2 separate regions of the Homo sapiens genome follow, and region 1 is linked to region 2. The links are chromatin loops, found by intact Hi-C in ENCODE. Cell type or tissue: natural killer cell. All regions are shown on one strand. Region 1 overlaps FTO (FTO alpha-ketoglutarate dependent dioxygenase). Region 2 has its middle 32 kb from the start of AKTIP.

Region 1 (2,500 bases), 380 kb after region 2:
CAGCGAATGTAATAGTGTCGAACCCTGCAGGGAAGTTAAGAAGTGGCCATACCGTTGCATTCATCATGGGAAGAATTTCAGTAGAATGGTAAGGACAGGAGGACAAGGTGGGGGAAGATAGGTGAATCTATAGATGCATTTGTGTCATCTGATCTGAGGAGACATTTCTCAGAAACCATTCTGTGTGGCACTGATGTTTACAGGTCAACCTGGAGGTTCCTGAGAGGAAGTGCACTGTAGCCAGACATGTGGTATCCCAGCTAGCTTTACTCTGTTCTCCAGAAATCAGCCTGTAAACATTCAGTTGCCTGGTAGCTGACTAAATACAGGCTAACCTAAAGCCTTAAACATTTTAATTTGCAAAACCTTTGTTGTATTAAATCACAAATGGGAGGCAATTTAGCAATGCATCTCTAAAATTGCACTGGGCTCTGGCCGTGGTTTTGCAATTTATGTTGAAAACGAAAATTGAACTCTGTGGCATAAAAACAGATTGTTGATTTTGTGATTAATTTGGTCTCTAAGGCCAAGGAAACTGTTAATGCTGTATATCAGTTATAAAGTTGTGGTAGTATTTGTGGAGCAAAATGAAAAATCAATATCGTAACTACAGGATAGCTCTTTTAAAATCCAAGGTGCATTTTGTTGCAAATTGCATGGAAGAAACTGTCCCCCAAAGGGACAAACATACCTTCCTTATTTCACAAGTGTGTGTCTGTTGTGGAAAAACAGAGGAAAATGGTTGGGCATTATTACAGTATAGCTGGGGGTACTAGGAGAAGGATCAAATTGTTCAATTTAGAGTAAAACCTCACTTACAGTTACCTGTGTCCTAAGGCAACCTCCAGGAGTAATCTCTAGGAGGGTTGTGAGTCAGAAGTCCAGATACCTGGGTAACACTTTAGCCTCTGCTAATCACTTGCTGGTATCAGATGAGCCTCTTCCCCTCCCTGGCGTGTTTTGTGGTTTTATGTGTTAACTTCAGAGATGCACTGACATGCGTCAGTGAAAAAGGAGTGTCTTCCATTAGCATCATTATGAATACTACACCAAAGGGGTTTGTTTATGTTTTCCATTCCTAGAAGTGAATAGACTTCTTTTCTATTAAGCTTGTGTATTTAGAGAGGAGTGTGGGGAAATTCTTTCTTGTTTTGCCTTTTGTTTTGATAAAAGCAAATGGTTCCCACTCGCCGTAGAATCATCATCAACAGATTGCATGGGGAATGTTGAGGTTGGAGCCTCTTCTTAATGGGGATTTTGAGAACCAGGACATGACTTGTTCACCGGTTCATTTCTGCTGGCCATGATGCTTAGATGAGAAGTAGATCTCTCAACATCCAGGCACATTTGTTCTGCGATTCCACCTACCATTTTCCTGGGTAGTGCTGGGATTAATTAAGTCTGATACGCCATCCAGTTGAAATTTACTACCAGCTTCTTAGCCTAGTATATATTATCCTTACAAGTCAGGCCTCACCTTGAGGTCAGAAGAAGATGCAGCTTGTTCAAGAAAGAAGTGTTAGTGGAAATACGAAGAGTTCCTTCCAGTGAACTGTGCCTCAAGTGGCCTTTGTAAACTGCTTCTGTTCTGTGTGACTTATAATTATCTGAGAGCTGGGGGTTTTGTGGTAGATTTTCTTTGATGTATGGGCAGTGGTGGTAATTTGTTTCTTTCTTCCCCCTTCTATTTTGCTTTGCCTCATTTCAACTTAAGCAATGAATTGTGTGGTCTTTTATAATATAGAGATTAGTGTAGCCATTTTTAGCCAGTTTTTATCATCTCCCTTAGGAGCTGACTCTATGCAAAAGAAACACTTCTGTCTTGTCAGAATGACGGTGATTACCCCACAGTTTGGATCATCTCCAGCAGCTTTGTTCCCTGAAAAGCGAATTTGATTTGATGAATAAAAGTTTGGTGTATTTGATGAGTCAGAGGGCAGGAGAATGTCCTTGTCTCTGATGAGGCTCTTACAGTCAGACACATTGAACATCAGGGATAAAATAAACCTTAATCTCTGAAGGAAAAACCCTGGAGCATGAAACTGTTCCCACTAGAAATGCTGTAAATCTTGCAAACCATGTAGGTTTTCTGTTGGGGGCAACATCAAAGCCCAGTGACTTTAGAGATTAAAGTGTATTTGACAAGCAAAACTTTCCCTGTGCCTTGCTCTTTATGAGATTTGGCCTGTCTCTTGCCTTTGTTTCACCTCGCTATGACTTCCTTTCTTCCTGAGAAGTAGGAAGTATCACCTCAAGTCTGGGGTAGGCGGCCATGGTTTGTTCATTTAAAGCCACTCGTAGACCTGGCGCAGTGGCTCATGCCTGTAATCCTAGCACTTTGGGAGTCTGAGGTGGGTGGATCACCTGAGGTCAGGAGTTCAAGACCAGCTTGGCCAACATGGTGAAACCCTATCTCTACTAAAAATACAAAAATTAGCTGGGTGTGGTGGCGCATGCCTGTAATCCCAGCTACCCAGGAGGCTGAGGCAGGAGAATTGCT
Region 2 (2,500 bases):
GAATACTGGTCTGAGGGGAAAGTAAACAAGGCTATATATTTTTTGGAGTAATAGGTCTCTAAATTCTACAAAATTTCAAGGGATAAAATCAGTCAGATATATCTTAAATGCTAACTGCCATTTCCCTGTGCTCTTAACAGGATTGAAAACCTCAGCGGTAGGATATTCAGTGTCTATAAGATATATGTGTTCTAATCCTTGCTTTATGGCCTACAATAACCAAAACTTTATTTTAAATGAACAATTTTCCCAAAGTACCATTTTCAACACTATTTTCCTATTGCCTACGCACAGTGCAGACTTTGTAACCTGGCGCTGAAGACACATATAAGCTGAATCTTTGTTACTTCCCCAATCTTATTGACTCATTTGTATTAAGTTCCAGAATACATGTTAGGACTTTGGCAAGACAGACAAGACCTGTACAAGAAGGAAAAAAAAAAATTCCAGATCATGGTAGGTGCTGTGAAGGAAATATACAGGGTAAAAACAGACAGACAGCCCTTTGGATGCGAGAGGGTGGCTTTGGATAGAGATGTCAGGAAGGCCCCGGGGAGGAGCTATGGGATCTGAGGGTGAGCTGTGGGAAGGGCCAAGGTAGTCCCAAGGCCTTGGAAAGGGGAGTACTTGGCCTATTCAGAGTGAGTGAGTGGAGGGGGAGGGGTGGCCTGAGAAGAGGTATGTGTGGTTGGATCACAGAGGCCTCCAGAATCACAGTGAGAAATGTCAGTTTTGTGTTAGAGAAATTTGAAGTTAAACATTGCATAGTGGCTTTATTCATCATTGCCAAAAGACAGGGAAAAGCTCAAATGTTCCTCACCTGGTGGACGGGTAGGCAAACTCTGCACACCCATTTAAAGGCATACTACTCAGTAATGAAAAGGAACAATGGGTACACGCAACAACATGGGTGAATTTCAGACGCGTTATGCCAAGGGACAAAAGCCAGACTTTGGGGGAGTCATCCATTGCTGCCAACAAAACTATTCCTAAACTTGGCAGGAGCAGTGAAGTACAATCCTACTGTGTATCTGGAAGGAAAACTTGAAAGACAGCACAACAGCCTGTTGTAGAAGTTGTAACTGCCTACTCGGGAGGCTGAGGCAGGAGAATCGCTTGAACCCGGGAGGTGGAGGTTGTAGTGAGCTGAGATCGCACCACTGCACTCCAGCCTGGGCAACAGAGGGAGTTTCCGTCTCAAAAAAAAAAAAAAAAAAATTTACAACTGTGTCTCTGTCTTACTTCTAGGGAAAGTCCTGTGGTTCTTCACAAATGCACCTCATCCTTGGCACTTTGTGAGGTGGAAGAGACAGAGCATGCCACTCACAGTACTTGTTATTCACATTACTCATTATTCACATTTCTGGAAGCAAAATGTACTATTGTATTGAGTCAGCTGCTGAAAGAGAAGTGTCCTGTGACATAGCACAAGCTGTGACAGGCAGTGAGATAGCAGGGACTGGGGTGATCCATGCGGGGTTGCACAGCCAGAGTCCTGTGCTGGTTCTCCCACTGACACCTGTGTTTCCCCAGACTCTCAACACTTCATTCATTCATTCATTCATTCATTCATTCATTCATTTTTGAGACAGAAACTCACTCTATTACCCAGGCTGGAGTGCAGTGGCACCATCTTGGCTCACTGCAACTTCTGCCTCCCGGGTTCGAGTGATTCTTGTGCCTCAGCCTCCCAAGTAGCTGAGATTACAGGTGTGCACCACCACACCTGGCTAATTTTTCTTTTTTTTTTTTTTTTTTTAGTAGAGACTGGGTTTCACCATGTTGGTCAGGCTGGTCTTAACTCCTGACCTCAGATGATCCACCCACCTTGGCCTCCCAAAGTGCTGGGATTCCAGGCATGAGCCTTCGCACCTGGCCGCAGACCCTCAACACTTCAGAGCCTCAGTTTCCCTCACCTGCTAAAGTTGCGCCTAGGATCTCTAAGGTCCCTTCCATCTATAAATTGTTAGTCATCATTCTGTGATGACATACTACTTCTTGTGTGACAAGTTGGGAGCTCCCTCAATCCCTGAAGCACATGCCCACGCCTCTCCCAGGGTCATTTGGATACCACCTATGTGATTTATGCCACATCTGCTGGCCACCTGCTCTACTGGTCGTTTATCCTGTTCCTTCAAACGAACTCACTTTTTAAAACAAATTTAAATGGGTTTATTTTAAAAGTAAACTTTTGACAGGGCACAGTAGCTCATGCCTATAATCCCAGCACTTTCGGAGGCCAAGGTGGGTGGATCACTTGAGCCCAGGAGTTTGAGACCAGCCTGGGAACATAGTAAGACCATGTCTCTACAAAAAATAAACACACACACACACACACACACACACACACACGCCAGGGATGGTGGCGCATGCCTGTAGTCCCAGCTACTTGAGGGGGCAGAGATGAGAGGATTGCTTGAGCCTGGAAGGTTGAGGCTGCAGTGAGCTGTGACTGCACCACTGTGCTCCAGCCTGGGTGACAGAGAAGGACTGTGTCTCA

The links. A loop is a pair of places that touch in the nucleus more often than their neighbours do. Peaks named below come from ENCODE experiments on the same cell type or tissue, not always from the same donor. Only the 100,000 strongest peaks of a DNase experiment are listed, where the experiment ranks them.
Region 1: a loop joins it to region 2, with 12 times the contacts of the local background. A loop is called at or near these places in 2 of 110 quality-filtered maps.

What each region holds. Positions count from the first base shown.
Region 1 is chr16:53,911,397-53,913,896 of GRCh38, forward strand. The region is part of intron 7 of FTO (FTO alpha-ketoglutarate dependent dioxygenase); the gene reads left to right. Among named protein-coding and RNA genes, the nearest start is that of FTO-IT1, 130 kb to the right of the region's middle. In natural killer cell, no CTCF peak of the experiment used is centred here; a DNase peak (open chromatin) is centred at 955; H3K27ac peaks cover 1,439 bases.
Region 2 is chr16:53,533,794-53,536,293 of GRCh38, forward strand. No RefSeq gene overlaps it. Among named protein-coding and RNA genes, the nearest start is that of AKTIP, 32 kb to the left of the region's middle. RefSeq lists an enhancer at 1,348-1,507. In natural killer cell, no CTCF peak of the experiment used is centred here; a DNase peak (open chromatin) is centred at 1,308.